2 separate regions of the Homo sapiens genome follow, and region 2 is linked to region 1. Evidence: chromatin loops called from intact Hi-C (ENCODE). Cell type or tissue: sigmoid colon. All regions are shown on one strand. Each heading gives the region's core, and the rest is flanking DNA. Links, peaks and the distances in the headings are about the cores only. Region 1 has its middle 4.9 kb from the start of ZNF532. Region 2 overlaps ZNF532 (zinc finger protein 532).

What was found. Hi-C counts contacts between places; a loop is a spot of excess contacts. Peaks named below come from ENCODE experiments on the same cell type or tissue, not always from the same donor. Only the 100,000 strongest peaks of a DNase experiment are listed, where the experiment ranks them.
Region 2: a loop joins it to region 1, with 2.0 times the contacts of the local background. A loop is called at or near these places in 14 of 110 quality-filtered maps.

The regions. Positions count from the first base shown.
Region 1 is chr18:58,855,371-58,864,671 of GRCh38, forward strand. It overlaps a transcript of ZNF532 not described here. Among named protein-coding and RNA genes, the nearest start is that of ZNF532, 4.9 kb to the right of the region's middle. RefSeq lists a silencer at 4,627-4,921 and enhancers at 6,423-6,964, 6,965-7,504. In sigmoid colon, for the core only: no CTCF peak of the experiment used is centred there; a DNase peak (open chromatin) is centred at 3,911; H3K27ac peaks cover 1,491 bases.
Region 2 is chr18:58,907,849-58,917,149 of GRCh38, forward strand. All of the region lies in intron 2 of ZNF532 (zinc finger protein 532), which reads left to right. Among named protein-coding and RNA genes, the nearest start is that of ZNF532, 48 kb to the left of the region's middle. RefSeq lists an enhancer at 7,686-8,196. In sigmoid colon, for the core only: no CTCF peak of the experiment used is centred there; a DNase peak (open chromatin) is centred at 4,143; H3K27ac peaks cover 1,183 bases.

The DNA of each region.
Region 1 (9,301 bases), core at 1,627-6,626:
GTACCCAGGAACTCTTTTTTTTTTTGAGACAGAGTCTTGCTCTGTCGCCCAGGCTAGACTGTAGTGGCACTATCTTGGCTCACTGCAATCTCTGCTTCCCAAGTTCAGGTGATTCTCCTGCCTCAGCCTCCCCGGTAGCTGGAACTACAGGCTCCTGCCACCAAGCCCAGCTAATTTTTGTATTTTTAGTAGAGATGGAGTTTCACTATATTGGCCAGGCTGGTCTTGAACTCCTGACCTGGTGATCCGCCCGCCTCCACCCCCCAAGGTGCTGGGATTACAGGCATGAGCCACCGTGCCTGGCCCAGGAACTCTTTTTCAATGGTGCAATGTAGACTCTTGAACATTTGGTCAGAGGTTGAGACGGAAATTCCAAAAGGGTGTGGTGAGAATATACTACTTGTGCTGTTCATGTGGCCTTGTCAAACATAGCACGGGTATGATATATTTCCTTTTTTATTTTTCTTTTTTGAGATGGAATCTCGCTCTGTCACCCAGGCTGGAGTGCAGTGGCACGATCTCAGCTCACTGCAACCTCTGCCTCCTGGGTTCAAGCAATTCTCCTGCCTCAGCCTTCCAAGTAGCCGGGATTACAGTTGTGCGCCACCACACCCGGCTAATTTTTTATATTTTTAGTAGAGACGGGGTTTTACCATGTTGGCCAGGCTGGACTCGAACTCCTGACCTGAAGTGATCCACCCGCCTCGACCTCCCAAAGTGCTTGGATTACAGGCATGAGCCACTGTGCCCAGCCGATATATTTTGTTGAGTTATCTATCTGATACTTGGAATGGGTTTATTCAGGGACACATATGTTTTATTTCCCCAAGTCTAGACTGTTGGTGAAGTGACACCATAGAGTAGACGTATTTTTACAGTGCAGAGCAAATCTGAGCTTGTCCACTTACACAATTTTTCTAACCCAGTGACCTTTGTAGTCTTTGGATCACACCTCAAAATTTTTTGAGTATTCATCTCAATTATTCACTTATAATTTATAAAAACTAACTTACAGCTTAAATATAGTTAGTACTATCCTAATATGTACATTACAAAAGATATACAAAAATAGAAATTAAAAAATATTGAAATGATGGACTAAACAATACCATTAACATTTAATTTTATTTACTAGCAGTAGAAAATAATTTGCTCTTACTACAATGCTTAATATTTGAGGTATGATTGAATATGCTTCTCTTTTTTTTTTTGAAATATTGGCATAATAGTGTGATAAAATGATTTGAGGATTTTACTCTGTTTAGTTTTTTTCAAACTTGGTTGTTTAAAGGGCTGTCCTAGTGGGAGAGGATGCCTTGCAAAGTTTTCTGCCAGTAGGAAGAGACAGATTATTTTTACCATTTACTTTTTTATTTTTATTTTTTGAGACGGAGTTTTGCTCTTGTTGCCCAGGGTGGAGTGCAATGGTGCTATCTCGGCTCACTGCAACCTCTGCCTCGCTGGTCCAAGCGATTCTCCTGCCTCAGCCTCCCGAGTAGCTGGGATTACAGGCGTTGGCCACCACACCCGGGTAATTTTTGTATTTTTAGTAGAGAAAGGGTTTCACAATGTTGGCCAGGCTGGTCTTGAACTCCTGACCGCAGATGATCCACCTGCCTTGGCCTCCCAAAGTGCTAAAATTACAGGCGTGAGCCACCTCGCCCAGCCGTTTTTACTGTTTACTTAATCATAATGCTCATTGCTCAATCTCATCCTTCAGCTATGCAAAAGATTTTAGTTGACATTTGGGTGGTGAGTCGCTCTTTGCCAGTATCACTCAATTGTTTCTGCAACATAAATTGGAAAGTGTTGAATTTGCATTTTGATATTTTAACTGAATCGGTGATACATTTTGTGTGTGTTGGAATTTTCGTAATTTAACCCCAGAATTTTAAATTCCTGTATAGAAGCTACTCCATTCGTGGTTACTGTTCCTGTTCTAAATAAAATGATATAATGTTTTGATTAAAGAGATCATTTATTGTTGATAATATACCTTCTCTGCTAAACACTTTTTTTAGTGGTTCATAAAAAATAAGTGTTTTCAGGTGTGTCATCACGAGAACAGGGGCAAGCAGATACCTTAAGCAGAGGCATTCAACAGTTGCACAAACCTCCCACACTGTGTAATCTATTCTAATGTGTGTTTCTTTAAATCTACAGCAATATTTTCTTGCTTTTTTTTTTTTGAGACAGAGTCTCACTCTATTGCCCAGGCTGGAGTGCAATGGCGCAATCTCGGCTCAGTGCAAGCTCCACCTCCTGGGTTCAAGCGATTCTCCTGCCTCAGCCTCCCAAGTAGCTGGGACTACAGTCGCCTGCCACCACGCCCGGCTAATTTTTTGTATTTTTAGTAGCCAGGATGGTCTCGATCTCCTGACCTCGTGATCCGCCCTCCTCAGCCTCCCAAAGTGCTGGGATTACAAGCATGAGCCACCACACTTGGCCTACAGCAATATTTTCTAAGCATCTTCCAACTGTTTGCTGACGAATGTATTTTATGTTGCAGCCGTATTTTCTGGTTATTATTTTCATATTTTAGCATTTGTTTTTTGTTTATATATGTCAATTATTATTATTCATTTTTAAACTTTTCCAGAAATAACCAAGTTTTTCCAGAAACTTTTCCCAGTGACATGTGACTTCTAGTCTTTTGGTATTAAATAAGAAACCTCAAAAGAGACTTCAAAATAGTCATCGTTAAGTTTAGCAGAAAATGTTAAAGTATTTGATCATCTTTTATCTTTGTCATTGGAAAAAAAACCCCAAACCTTATAGGTGTTAATCCTGGTGTTCTGAGCACTTAACTTTTAGATTTTTTTTTTTTTTTGAGACAGAGTCTTGCTCTGTCGCCCAGGCTGGAGTCAAGTGGCGTGATCTCAGCTCACTGCAACCTCCACCTCCCGGGTTCAAGCAATTCTCCTGCCTCAGCCTCCTGAGTAGCTGGGATTACGGGTGCCCGCCCTCACACCCAGCGAATTTTTGTATTTTTAGTAGAGACGGGGTTTCATCATGTTGGCCAGGCTGGTCTTGAACTCCTGACTTCAAGTGATCCACCTGACCTGGCCTCCCAGGATGCTGGGATTACAGGTGTGAGCCACTACACCTGGCCAATACACAGGACTTAGATGAGGAGGTTGTGAAGGGTAAGGAGAGTCTTCCAGAAAGCGGGGCCGGCATGTGCGAAAGCCTGACAGTGACAGGAAGTAGGTGATATTCAAAGAACAAAAAGGCAAGCCTGGATCTTGAAATGTGAGGATGGAGGGGCAGGGACATGGGCAGGCAAATGGGTCGAATCGTGAAGAAACTTCTAAGTCACAGTTATAATCTGGACCTCATTCTAAGGACAATTGAGTCATCTGGAAACATTTGAGCAGAGGAGTGACAAGATGGTATCGTTGGAGAGATTCCTCAAGGTTTAGTGTGCAGAATGCATTGAACGTTGGCCAGGTTGGAGGCAAGGACTCAGTGACCAGTTCCACACTGGGATGATGGGCCTGAGGTTGTGTGTGCGTGATGTCAGCCGAGAGAAGGGATTGGGATCAATAGACACTTGAGAGGTGGAACCCTCCCAGCCTGTGGTGATGGAGCAGATGAGAGGGAATGAGGGTCGTTTTCTGAGAGGGCAGGTACTGTGGAGATGAATCTGGTGTGGGTGGGTGTCTCGGGCTGCGGTGCTGGAAACAGACCCTGAATAATCTTTGGAGATATAATTGTGAAGGACTGAGGAAGGCAGGATTAGAAAGGAGGAGTTGACCCACAGTGCTATGGTGATTGAGGCCTCAGCCAATTTACAGGGAGCTCTGGGGCTGGGATGGCCCTTCAGAGTTGGCCCAAATAAAGGCAAGAGGGCCAAGTTTTTCTATCTCTACATCAGCCAGATGTTGGCTGCTTCTTGGAAGTGGGTGTAGCCTTGGGCAAGACAGTTTCCAAGAACTGTCACAAGACGGTGGCCAAAGCAATTTGCAGTGAGGGAGTCAGCTGTGAGTAGTCGGCAGCCAATATTCTTAGCAGCTAGGGGATGAGGGTGTATACTCTGAAGAGAGAACCTAGACAAAACACTACTGTATCCACTACAATAGCAAAAGAGCTTAGGTTTAATTGGGGACATATTTACTTTTAGGTGCCTCTGGGTTCATTATCCATTCCTTAGTTCACTGATAATTAATGTCAGTTATGGGATGTACAAAGCATTGTGCCAAGTGGTGGTGATGGCAGGGATGATGAGGGCAGGATGGGAAGATGAAGTCAATATTAGCGCATGCATAGTGCTCAGGGTAGTGTCTGCACTGCAGGAGACCAGTGAGATTCCTTCTCAGGAGGAACTGGGTCCCCATTTCCTGTGTGTTCCCTTCTCCTTCAGGTAGGCCCTCAAAGGATTAAGCCTTTTCCTTTCTCAGATACCTCCCTAGGTTCTTCTTCTTTCTCTTCCCCTCCTCTAGGACTTAGAGAGCAGAGAACAAACCCAAACACAAGTTTCTTTTAAGGAAGCCCAGATGTAATATAAAAAAGTTACAAAGGGTTAGGAAATCTTATAAAGTTCTCTACAGATTTCTCCTTTGGCCCAGTTTCTGCAGATGAATCTTTACCAGGATCCCAATCCCCGTACTTCTGGCTCTCCTTTGACTCCTGAAGGGAGGGCTCATAGAAACTACCCACTTTTCTCTGTCCCTACCCTTCTCAACTCTTTCCTTGGACAAGGCCAGCTTTCCAGCATTTAGGCCTTCAGAGACAGCAGGAGGTAAGGATTAGTGGATTCATCCAGTAGCCAGGACCTAGGAGGTCATTCAAATATCGAGGGGCCTCCTAAATAATGCCCAATGCTGAGCCCAACCCCCACCCGCTTCGGGTCTCTCGGTTAAAGGCCTTTGCAGGCATTTCCAAACTGAGGTTCAGAAAAGGAGAGGTGGTTTTGCCACAGAAATCTATGAAATCACGAACAAAGGATAAGGGGAATCCTCTACAGTCTATTTCTGGCAGGCTAATAATAATTTAAACTTGGTTATGATTTCTTTCAAGCGTATGTTTTTGAATATAAAAAAACCTGATTCTATCCATATTTTGATGTTCTTAAAAAGAAAAGGTAGACTTTTGTTTTTTCCTTTTTCTTTGCTGGCTACCCTGCTACAAATCTTTAAATTATGGTGCTAGGATTGAAAGGTGTAATAATTTCTTTAAAAAGAAGCTAACACATTTAATATATTAATCTCTCTATAAACCCCTAGGCTTAGCTTGGTTTCAAGCTAAAAATGTGTAGTTCAAGGCATGAGACTGCTCGGTTTAGTAGTTAGTTCCACAGGGCCTCTGGATGGTGAGATAAAGAAAAGGTGTTTCCTTTTTTCCTTCCACTGTCCCTCCAGGAACACACCTTTTGTGCGCTCTACCTAACACACGAATTTCCTAATTTCATAAGGGCATTTGGAGGGAAAGTATGATGATATTTACAGGCTTCTGCAAAGCCGGCTTCCAGCCACAAAAGATTAAAGAAAAAAGCTAGGATTTTGCAATACACTGATTGGAGGAAAAGCCAAGACATTGAGAGTTAGCAATAAAAACAGCAACAACAAAATCGCAAAGGGTTTGGAATTCCTTTAGTTTCTATTTGGCATAAGAATCATATGATTTCTTTGTTCTGCCCTTCCTTATCGACTGCACTCAAATGATAGTTTTATTTCATTCTTGCAGTCGAGTGACTGATTCTATTGTTGCTCAAAGCAGAGAGGTGCACAAGAGAGCCTTACATATGTAGAATAATAGAATGAACCTTTTTGTATTGTGTTTTTGGAAGAGGGGTAGTGTCCGCTTAAAAAAAAAACAACCCAGAATAAATGCTGTCTTTTCAGCTGTGAAATTTAGTGATTTTGCAAAATGGACTAAGACGGGTGCTTTGCTTTTAACTACTGGTCTACCTGGCAAAGGGGTTTCTCTGAAATCCTCTTTACAAAAATAGAACTGAGATAACTTGCAATAAAATATCTTTTACTTTTTGTTTATGATATTTAAAAGCAGATGCAATGTTATTTGTTGCCATTTGTGCAAATGATCAATTGTGCTTCTAGACCAAATTTCTTCCAGCCGAGGCTCCGGCTAAATCACTGGGCTTTGTACAAAGCCCTGCTCAAAAAAGTGTTTGGCATGATGAAGCCACGAGGCAGTTGTATAGCTGAAGGCTCTTTATGATAAGCATTTCAGACTTTAGTTTTGGTAGTACAACTCTTGTAACCATTCAAGTGCTGCTTTGCTGTCATTTCAACTCTTAAAAGAAGGGAATGGGGGAGGGGCAAGAGAGTCTTCTAAGTAAACAAAGATCCCAAATCCATGAAACCTAGGATTTATCATGGTATGTACATTATGAAATTCCATATATTGTAAACTGTGTAGCATGTCAAGATTTCACATTAGCAGGTCCTAGTGTACTCTTCAATGCACATACGGTTTTTATATGCATATTAATAAAGGCCCATCTTTGGGAGAAGAAAAAAGGCTCCCTTTCAAATGAAATCAAGCCCAGGTAAAGCTGAAACCCAACCCACAGAGTACTGGCACCGTTTTCAGGCCAAAAGAAGACAAGGGTTTCAATTTCATCATCTTGTAATGCTGATAAATGCGATGCTGTGACTGGCAAAATTTGCAGATTACATAGGTCTTTCTAAACGTGTGTAAATATGCAAATATGTATTCCAATTTATGTGCAATTCCAAACAATTTGCTGTTTGAAATTAAAGACCAACAACTCTTCTGTGAGACAATAATTCGGGTCATTTACATGAAAAGTCTTAAACAGCAAAAATGCTACTTGCAATTTACATCATACAGTGCTCCCATCACAGAGAACAATGGCTTCCTCAATGGAAGTTAACGCAGTAGAGAGGTATACTGAGATTTTTTTTTTAACTTTTCAGCACAGTTTGCAAATACTAACCAATGAATCAAATTTAAAATAAAATAGAAATGTTTCTTATGCTTGGTCATCACTGCTACTTGAGTGTTATTTTTGTGTCTTCAGATTCCTATCAAACAGGAGTGAACCTTTTTAACAGGTTATGGTGACATTTTTTCAGCTCCTTCCATTTTGTCCTATTTCCAGTGTCAGCACAATTAGCTTGACTTGGGGGTTTCTGTCTGGTTTTAAAAACCTTTCAATGGAGTGCACGTCTGTGAACAATAAAGGAACGAGGACACGGGGCTGGGAAAACAGCATACCTCATCTGGAATGGAAATCTATCGTCTCTCGCCCTTGCACGGGTCACGATTATACACCTTCGTGACCTTTAGCGGGCTTACATATGTATCTTTTTGTGTTCCGCAGGCTATGACCACCTGCTGTATGTACAATATGTGCTTGTTACATTTGTACACCATCTCCCTTCTAGAATTTAAAGACCTAGCTATTACATCTTGTTTACTCAATATCATTCCCCCATTAAGGAAAAAAAAAAACCTACATGAACTGAACATGCCATGTTTCAATCTGGCCCCAGTGGCTTTTTCTCTGAAAGCAAACGTGTGTCTTTTACACCAGGGCTTTCTCCCCACCCCAGGGGGTGTCTTCCATCCTTTTGTGGCTCAGTTGAAGGCGAAAAGGGCTCCAAACCACTAACTAACCAGAGGAGAGCCCCTTCTTCCACCTCCAGGGAGAATTTCAGATTTAATTTGTCCGAAGATAGCGTGCTCTCTTCTTACTCATTTGCCATCATTACGAGGAAAACAAACCACCACCTTGGCTTCAAGATCCTGGGTAGAGGCTCACGGTCTTTTCAACCATCTTTGGCGAGGCCTTGCTTCCTTCCACTCGAGTAAGTCGCGGCTTGGGGCCACGGAAAGGACTGGGTGAGAGCCCGCAATGTCGTTGGAAAAAAGCAGCCCTCCCTGCGCCCCCTCACCAGCCCCACCACCCCGCTCCACTCCCGGGGCGAAGCCGCGAGCCAGCGGCCCCGTATGGGCGAGACTTGGCAGGTCCGCGGGGCGCCTTCTCGCCGCCGCCGGACTCGGGGCTCCGCAGCGGCCGGGCGTCGGCGCCCGCCGGCCGCGGGGCTTCGCGCTGCCGCCGCCCGGTCCCGGAGCTCCCTTCCCCCACCGGCCGCCCCCTCCCCCTCGCCCGCGCTCCCTTTTGTTCGCTCGCCGCCCGGGCCGAGCCGCCGCCGCCGCCGCCGCCCGGCCCGGCGGCGAGGCCGCTCCACCGCACACGCACACACAGACCCCGGCAGCGGGAACGCAGATGACACGCCCGTAACATGGAAGCCGCCGCCGCCGCCGCTCCGACGACAGCAGCAGCAGCCACAGCAGCAGCCGCCGGCGGCGCCGCGCTGAACAAAGGTCATCCGAGCTGCGGCCCAGACGCCCGGGCTTGACCGCCGCGAAGGCCAACCCCGGGAAGGGGGTGGGTGTGCGCCTCTGGGGGTGCGGGGCGGCGGGAGGCGGCCGGGGCGAACGAGGGGCGCAGGGCAGCCGGACCCAGGGGCGCGGGTGGGCGCCGGGCAGAGGCGGGGTGCGGCCCCTCGTGCCCACTCCTGCGGGCCGGGGTGAGCGCGTGAGGCTCAGGCCCCTGGGCCTGCCCGCAGTGGCCTGTCCCACCCTGGCCTTGGGGACAGCCGGCCTTCGCGCCCCGCCAGCTGGCTTGGGGGGCCGAGGAGGAACCGCCCGGGCTAGGCCCCGCAGGTTACGAGACGGGGGCCACGTGAGCGCGGCTCTCCTACTCCCCCCGCCGGCGCCGGCCGGGCACAGATGCGTTTCCAGAGGCCTCCGTGCCCCCTCTCCCACTGGCCCTGCCTTCGCCCCCCGCCCCCTCCCCAGACAGCCCCAGTTTTCTTCCCCCGAGGTGAAGGGATTTGGACTTCTCCCCCCAGGTGCTTGAAAGAAGAGAAGGTTGGAGGAGGAGGAGGAGACTGGGGGGCTGCTGGTGGTGGTGACAGGGCTGGGAGAGAGAGGAGAGGGACGGAAGGGAGGAGGGGGCTGGGTGGGGTGGGGGTGACAGCAGAGAGGAGCCTGGTCAACAAGCCAGCACCACTGTGCTAGGAGGCCAGGCCGGCTCTGCAGCCGACGCATCCCGTGTGAGCAGACACACATAGCTCGCTTTCTTGGGGGCTCTTTGTCAGCCACCAACACAGAGAGCACACACTGACACACACGTACACAAAGATCTGAGCCAGGTTGTGGGAGGTAAGTGGGGGAAGGAGAAGGAGGGGGAAACAGTGTCTGCGGTGGGCTGTGGGGTGGAGGGGAGGGGGGATGGGCCCTGAGGGGCTCTGGGGTGCTTGCGAGGTGAGCATTTCCAAGGCTGTGTGCTCGTGGGGTGGGGGGA
Region 2 (9,301 bases), core at 1,651-6,650, 53 kb after region 1:
CCTTCCCCATAAAGATGATGCCCACTTACCTTCTTTCCTTCTTTTGCTGAAAGCCGCAGTCTGACTAGGAAGGTTAATAAATGAGATGACCACAGACTGTTTTCCTGAATGTGATACTGGCCAAATAGGTCTCCTGCCTGGTTGTAGGTCTCTTTTCTGTGATTCTTAAATGAAAAGGGTAGGAGTATTCTTTGACATTCTCTAACCACTGGTCACTCATTGTTTGAATGTTATGCTGTTTTGTGCTGTGTGTTTAATTATGACAAGGCTCCCTCTAAATATCAGTAGCCCCTTTCCATATCCCTGGGGTTGAGTGTATGCTGTTATCCTCATTTTTTAGGTGGAAAATTTTTGGACACAAGCCAGGAACAAAGGGAATGCTGGTGCTGGAATGGAATCATGTTGCCACGGGTGTTGTGCTCTCCCACTTATTGTTTGTGTGTTGTGTAGCTGGGATGTTAAATGCTCTTTTTCTTCATGAAAGTTTGTCCATAGACAATTTATTTCAGGGAACTGTATGGATAGGCTTTGTATGTCCTTGCTTATTAATAAATGACGAGAGTGTAGATCGGTAAGTTGTTTCATAGAGCTGAAGAAAGAAATAAACAGGAAATTCATCAGCTCCCTGCATCCATTCATTCATCATTCATTGATTTATAACTAGCAAAAACATAAGAGAAAAAAATAAACATTCAAATAATAGGAAAAGTGAAATACAGTAAGGCATCTTTTTGTTGCCTTTGATATTAGCTAATAATGACATTAGCTTATGAAGTTGAGGGACAAGATGCAGTAAAAGTAACTCTAATGCATAATTTGCAACAATAAAAGTTTCTGCAGCCTTTTGGGAAATCATTTTGGCATTTGTATTCATGGATCAGAAAAAATGACCTGCAGTTAGATCAAAATTTGGTGACTACTGACATCCGTGTTTTTGGAGATTTGTAATACTCATTAGCATAATAGTGGCTCTTGCCTGAAAGAAATCTGTTTAACTTCAGAAAATCCAGCATTTGCTATGTGCATTTCAGTCTTGTCTTTGTGAAAGACCTAATAACATCCTACAGAACTAGTATCTGTGTTTTATGGTTTGTGAAATGCTGCCTGAAGATGTTTTTTTTGGAGATGGAGTTTCGCTCTTGTCCCCCAGGCTGGAGTGCAGTGGTGCGATCTCGGCTCACTGCAACCTCTGCCTCCTGGGTTCAAGCAATTCTCCTGCATCAGCCTCCTGAGTAGCTGGGATTACAGGCATGCACTACCACGCCTGGCTAATTTTGTATTTTTAGTAGAGACAGGGTTTCTCCATGTTGGTCAGGCTGGTCTCAAACTCCCAACCTCAGGTGATCCGCCCACCTCAGCCTCCCAAAGTGTTGGGATTATAGGCGTGAGCCACCGCGCCCAGCCTGCCTGAAGATTTTTAATGTTTTCCTAGAGCAGGTGAAGGTCATTGACAAAACATAGGATTTAGAGGAACATGTTGGGAGGGAATATGAGGGCTTTAGTTTTAAGTTTGACCTCGTGTAGGGAGAGCCAAGCAGAATATCATCCCAGCAATGGAAAGACGACTCTTAAGGCAGAATTAGGACTAAAGATAGAAACCCGTTTGTTCTGACTGTTGTGACCATGGGAGTTGCTGAGGTTGCCTTTCAACAAAGGTAGATAACAAAAGAGAATCTGAAGGGACTCATGAAAGGAGAGAAGAGGAAGAGCCAGTGAGTCAGGAAAAGCCAGGTGAGCTTGAGGCAGTGCTGTGGGGTCCACGAGAGGAAAGGATGACCAGAAAATGAAATTCTGCAGAGGTCACAGGCAACATGAAAGATGATTAGCAGCAAAAACAGGCACGCGGGAACACGGATTGGGAATGGATCGTTGCTGGAGTGTTTTCTGGCTGTGAGACTACACTATTCAGCGACGGCATGCACTTTCATTTGGACCCAGGAGGAAGGGCCACTCAGGGAGGCGCTATGGCCACCTCAGGTCACTAGCTAATAGTAGTAAATAGGGCAGCAAGGATTTCATCTCCAAAGCTGTCTCCTTTGTATTATGTCACATAGCCTGGGTTTTCCCTTTTTAACTTTTAGGTTGAAATAATTTTAACTTAAAGTTTTGGCTGGGTACAGTGGCTCACATGTTTGTAATCCCTGTGTTTTGGGAGGCCAAGGTGGAAGGATCACTGGAGCCCAGGAGTAACCAGCCTAGACAACATAGCAAGACCCTGTCTCTACAAAAAAAAGAAAAAATAAATGTTGCAAAAATAGGACAGAGAATTTCTGTGTACTCATTTACCCAACTTTACTTAAAGGTCACATCTTGTAATTCTAACACACTTGTGAAAACTAAAAAATTATCATTCGTACAATACTACTAACTAGATTTCAGCAGTTTTTTACTAGAGGATGGTGTTTGTGCACGGTCCTTTTTCATTAGCCTTACAATGTACAGTCATAATTTTGTTTTCTGAGTTGTTTAGGTTAGTTTTTTGTTCCCTGAACCCTTCAGTGTAGTCATGTTATTCATTTGTATGAATGACCAAAATTACAGTTGGTCTTAATTTTGGACGCCCCCTCCCATTCCTGGTTTTTATTTTTAAATTTAATATTTACACACAGTGAAATTCTCTAGTTTATTTTTTTTTTGAGAAAGAGTCTCGCTTCATCACTCAGGCTGGAGTACAGTGGCGTGATCTCAGCTCAGTGCAACCTCTGCCTTCCAGGTTCAAACGATTTTGCCGCTTCAGCCTCCCGAGTAGCTGGGATTACAGGCATGCACCACCAAGCCCAGCTAATTTTTGTATTTGTAGTAGAGAGAGAGAGAGGGGGTTTCATCATGTTGGCCAGGCTGGTCTCAAACTCCTGGTCTCAAGTGATCCACCCGCCTCAGCCTCCCAAAGTGCTGGGATTACGAGCATGAGCCGCCGCACCTGGCCTGAAATTCTCAAGGGTTTGACAGATGCACAGAAACATGTCTCCACTACCACATTTGTGATACAGAACTATTCCATGAGCCCTAAAATTCTCTCCTTCAGCCTGGTTTGTTTTTTTTTTTTAAGAGACAGGGTCTTACTCTGTTGCCTAAGCTAGATTGCAGTGGCGTGATTGTAGCTCACTGTAGCCTCGACTTACTGGGCTCAACCAATCATCCTGCCTTGGCCTCCCAAAGTGTTGGAATCACAGTCATGAGCTACCACGCCCAGCCCTGCCTGGATTTCAATGGTGGTTTTGAGAGAGTGGATTGTCAGAGTGCTGGGGAGATACTGGGAGGAGCAGGATATGTCCCAGTACTGGAGAACTTGAGCCATGAAGGCTGCGTGGCAAGAGGACAGAGCACCAAGGGTTCCAGGGTAAGGCTGGAGGAGATCTCTCTATGCCACTAGGCAAATGGGATAGGAATTACCCAAAATAGAAGGGACAGACCAAGCTCACTGTGGAGGATCGGCTTGGCAAAGCCAGCATGAAGGTACAGGCAAGATTTGAAGGAATGAAGCTGTGGGAGACCTCTTGACTGGTGACTATGATTTTTTAAGTTAACCTCAGAAAGAAAAGGGGGGATGGAGTTTAGAAGAGGGAGAGATTAGTAACATCTGCAGGCCACAGCCTTAGGCCAGGCAGGGTTGCTCAAGCCTTTAATCCCAGCACTTGGGAGGGGAGGCTGGAGGATCACTCGAGGCCAGTTTGAGACCAGTCTGGGTGAGAGCAAGACCCCATTTCTACAGCAAATAAGAATTAGCTGAGTGTGGCGGTGCTTGTAAGGATCACTTGAGCCCAGAAGTTCGAGGCTGCAGTGAGCTATGATCATGGCACTGCACTCCAGCCTGGACAGCAGAGCCAGGTCCTGTGTCAAAGGAAAGAAAAGAAGCAGCCCTTGTCTCTTGGCAGGATGGGAGTTAATAAGGAAAAACAAAATTGCAGTGCTAAATGACGCTGAGGACCTGCTGTGGAGGGCTACAGGCACGCCCTCAATTTCCCTGGAGCTTCTCTCCTGGAAAAAGCAAAGGAGCTCTCACTGTAGCTGAGCTTTCGTTTTGACCCAGAAGAGTTTGGAGTTGGGGAGTGAGCTTTCTTAGAGAGCTGTGATGTGAGAAGTAGGCCGAGTGGGGGAGGTTGAGCTTTCAGAGAAGGCTGAGGTTTGTAGGGACAGGGACTTTCCCTTAGTTGCTCCTGATGTGCGAGGTGGGGAATGGATGGGGGCGGGGAGCCTACTTTTATAACCTTGAGGGAGGAGTGTGGAATAACTGCAGCAAAGGGCTGGGGCTGGCTTCACTCCTCTATTTCCCAAGGTCGTGACCTGGTTCGTGGCATTAGTATGTGACTCCTGTGTTGATATTTCCAGAAGCAGTTTGAATTTCAGATCAGGAAATCTGTTATATTTCAGATCAGGAATATCAAGTGTTAGCTGAAGAAGAAAACATACTACCTTGAGCAAAGTATTTGTATATCCATGATTGGTATCATCAGGTTTAAGGAAACCAGTAAATAACTATTTTGGATAGTAGCAACTATATTTGCTAATTTCTTGTTAACTCATACAGAATTAACAAAACATACATTTGTTCTTTGACTGTGCGTATAAACTGTATTTGTACGCTATGTGTTACCCTGGTGTAGGCTGCTTAGAAAATGAAGCTCTTGTGCTGAGAGGGGGCAGAGTGTGATCAGGGTGCCCAGCAGTGCTGACAGGTCAGAGGGTCCAGGCGACTTGTTGGTGTCCCATTGTGTCAGCTTTCTTCCCTGTGGCCGGGGAGGAACCTTTAGACCTGCAAGGTGCTCTGGGCTGGCTGTCTCGACTTAATCAGGGTCTGATTAGTGTGAAGGCTAAAGGTAAAATGAAACTTTTCTGTGGCATTTGTCACTGGCATGGGACCTTCAGATGGCAAGTAATTAAGAGATTCCATAGCTTTTTTCATAACTGCTTATTTTTCTTTTCCACATTTTTTCATGTGTGTGTCTGCGTGTATGCTATTTTTTTGAAATCTGAGAATCTGCCATTTTTGGGGCCCAGTCTCTCCCACCCCTGCCTGCACTTCCTAGAGAGAGGCAGTGAACCATGGCAGCTGCTCCAGAGGCGCGGCTGATCAAATTTTTTAAAAAAACTTGGCCCCCAAACTGACCCATGTCCCCAGCTGGTTTAGGAAGAGTGAAGAAGCATGAGGTCGACCTGCGTAGCTGAACCGATTTGGTGTTTGGAATGGAAATGCAGTGAGAAAATAGGTTTCCCTGATATGCAGTCGAGATTGAAGTGGGATAAAAGCGGCAGAAGATCAGTTGGAAGAGAAGAGAGAAGGTTTTTTTTCTTTTCTTTGGTGGAAGAGATACAATGTGCAGAGCCTTGGAAATTCTAAAGATGTAAGAGATTGGTGATGGAGGCAGAGCTAAGGTTTGCATAATGATAATGGGAAGAGCAAGAATTTGAATGTAGGCAGCCAAGAGAAGTCAATCCCTGTGTTTCTTGAAGATGTATAAAAACTGGGGATGCTAGCTAGATTCATTTTCTAAGAGGAGGAAATTAAATTTGAAACATTACGTAATATAAACATAAGTTATAAGAACATTTTATATTTGAAGGAAAGATAGGAAAGATGAAAACATGCTAGATCCATTCATTTATTGAATTATTTTTTTGGGGCCAGGCACAGTGGCTCACACCTGTAATCCTGGCACTTTGGGAGGCTGAGGCAGGAGGATTGTTTGAGCTCAGGAGTTCGAGACCAGCTTGGACAACATAGTGAGACCCCATCCTAAAAGAAAGGGAAAGGAAAAAATATATATATATAAAAGAATTATTTTTTTAAAAATTCAGCGGAATAAAAAAGATACAATGAAGGGTCTCAGTGGCCAGATAGTGCTAGAAAATAAGACTGGGAATCCCAAAGCAGACCTTGTATTATTACAGTTGTTTTATGGGAAGCCTTTATAATACTGCCAAGATGGTCAGTAGACTTTGATTTGTTTTTCTCTAAGTAGGACTGTTATGATTTAGAGGGTATTGATTTTCATTAAGGGAAATGTTAGTTTCTGTATTAAATAGGGAACCAGCGTTTTCACAGGTCAGAGGAGGCAGACCTTGGCTGGATTTAGGCGTGCATCTTTCTGTTTCAGGATTAAAGTTGGGATTTAATGGTTAGGCTGTGCCTATGCCTTTAATACTGACATTCTCTAATTGGAAATTGGGAAACCAACAATTTTTTTATTGCAAAGGAAGAAGAATTTTGTTACAAAGTATGAGAAGTATGATTAAGGGGTGAATAGGTTTTTCTTACGTTTTTCTTTTGACTTCATAACTTTTGACTTCTGCCAACAAAGATGAAATAGCTTTTCATAATTCTCAGAGGCTTTGAGTAGGAAAGGAAATGTTTTGTCTCTGTGTCATACGAGAAAATAAAGTGATCATGTGACAGACCTGAGTTCTTTCAATTTCCTTTTTTGTAAACAGGTCTGATTCCCTCAGATATTGTTGATGTCTTTGGGTGAAAGAACATTATACATTAAGCACAAATGCTATTAGTGAATTATAGGTCATTTATATAGGGTTTACTTTTAAATTAAAAGACCATTGGCCAGGCGTGGTGGCTCACATCTGTAATCCCAGCACTCTGGGAGGCCGCGGCGGGCGGATCACGAGGTCAGGAGCTTGAGACCAGCCTGGCCAACATGGTGAAACCCCGTCTCTACTAAAAATACAAAAATTAGCCAGATGTGGTGGCAGGTGCCTGTAATCCCGGCTACTCGGGAGGCTGAGGCAGGAGAATTGCTTGAACCCAGGAGGCGGAGGTTGCAGTGAGCCGAGATCACACTGCTGTACTCCAGCCTGGGTGACAGAGCAAGACTCCGTCTCGGAAAAAATAAATAAATAAAATAAAAGACTATTATTGCCTTTGAAGGGAGATGTATTTTATAGGGCATAAGTGAAAGACATTGTTAAAATAACTAAAGCTAATTCTGTTTGAAAATCAAACTGTTGAGGGAAAGGGAAGCTAAAATGAGATCGTTCTATTTTATCTTTTAAAAGAGAGGACTGAGATTTATTTTTGTAATGTTTTTAAGCAAAAGAATCTATTTTTAAGACAGTAGTACTTAGGAATTGGGGTGGAAAGCGAAGAAAACTTTCAGACATAAACATTCCTCTTTGTATTCAGTATAACTGAGAAATGAAGTGGGAGTTATACATTTTTTTCCCCTCCAAGTGGAATGGAACACTTGCTCTTGCCTTCCAGAATGTGGGAAGGGAAAGGGTAATAGGACAATGTGATTGTGGGTATGAAAAACATTCCTATAAACCAAAAAAGAAGTGTGAAGTTACAGAGTGGTATCCATTCCATTAGTTATACAACCCCAGAGAGGGGAGTCCAGGCACCACAGTGATCTCGGGTTTCAGACGACACGATGCGCTTTCGGTTGGCCACTGCACTCAGAAATGCCCATTATGCATTTTCAGCTTCTAGTCGGCCTTCCTGCAGGTGAACTAGGATGACTGACTCACTTTTTAAAACTACCATCAGTTCACTCTGACCTCTTACCACGTCCCACTGCTTCACGCTGGACTCCCCCACGTCCCCCATGAGAAGAGTATAAACCTTAGGTGGAGTAGAGGGATGGGGACAGGGTGAGGCTGGATCACTGTGGAGAAAGAGTTGCTTCTCAACCCCTTGAGGGGTTTGCAGGCATGGGAGTTCCTCTCTGGGGCCTTCTAGATCCTAACTCTGCTTTAGCTGGGCAGGTAGGAAAAGATGGGGTGATGTGGAGGTCAACAAGTTTAGCATTAACTCAGTGATTCAGTACGGCTGCTGTGCATGCGTTTATAAATCAGGAGGTTCCTGTACGTGCAACAGCAGAAAAAGGTGAGAAGAGCCATATTAACCTTCCCAGGGTTCATAAGAATGTCAGACAGTCGCACTGCCGACCACTCAAGTTTGGTTTCATGGGGTGACCTTTCCTCATTCATGTGGTTGTATGTTCTGGGCCTCCCACCCACTGAGTATTTGAATTATCTCTTATCTTCTTTTTGTTCCTGAACTGACTGCCCTCTGGGATGAACAGTGTGAAACTGTATAAAGTCTTTTGCTCACCAAAGTCATAAAGAGAGGGCAAATGACATTAAAATCCTGTGAAGCTCGAAAGAAAGAGTTGGGGGACTAGGGCAGAGCCCCACTACCATGGGGACTTCCAGAGCCTGAGCCCAAGCTTTGCATCAGTTAAAAATCTACTTTTCAGTCCCTTTCAACCCTGGTGGGGCAGGGGGTGGTGTCTTGAGTTTTCTAATCACAGTGACCTCCAACTTTAGATCAACATGGTTGGTAAGGATAGATCACAGGGATACTCTGCTAATGGCAGCTTTATTGTGAGTATTCCATTTACAACACCAGGATGATGAATAGAAAGAAGAGTGGTGACATTCAGGGATTATTTGTAAGTGGGTGGATTCTTTTGTGGATATAGTGCCTGACAGATGGCTTTTTCATTCCCCACGTTTTGCAGTTTAAATGTTCAATTTCATTTAAAAAACAAAACCATAATCACAGACTTTCCACTGAATCTGACTTCTCATAGATATTTGTACGTCAGTATCCCTTTAGAGATGTTAATGTTTTATTTCCTGTGTACTTTTTGCATCGGTGGTAGCTTGGTGCTGGGGGTATGTTATTCCCCCTCTGTTTCCGCAGGCGCCCCTCTGAGAGAAGAGTGGTCACAGAATGTTTTCTCTATGCTGAGTAAGCCATCGAAAGAAAAGCACATGTGACTTCTTCAGCTCGGTATTAACCGAGACAGGTGTGAATAGAAGCGGATTTATTCTTCAGCTCCCATCGAACCCTAAGTGTTGATTTCGCCTTCAACAGTAGTTTTTTCTAACCAAATTCTTCAGTGTGTTTGGATGTGTCCCCAGAGTGAGTTAATATACTGAGGGTCTTAGCAGCTGTTGATAGATTTGTGGTGTATATGAGTTTTCTCAGGCATGTGTATTCTCACTGAGTAGAAATTCTCTCTTGACCCTGGAATAGTTACTTTTATTAGGAATGTGTGATGTTTTCTAGATTGTACAAGAAAAAAAAAATCAAGTGCTTCAGTAAGATGTGGAAGGAGGCAACGTGTCAGGGACCACTAAAGCAGATTCGAAGGAAGGATAATGACACAGCAAATACCGAAGGGCAGAGTCTGTCTAGGAACACGCATCTAAATTGGCTAGGTGAATTCTTCCACTGAAAGTTGCCTGAAGTCAGCTGCTACCCTCTTCCCTTCCGACTGACTGCTGCTTGCTTCATTCCCCTTTCTCTTCTCTCACTCTCTTCTCTTCCCTCTTTCCTTTCCTT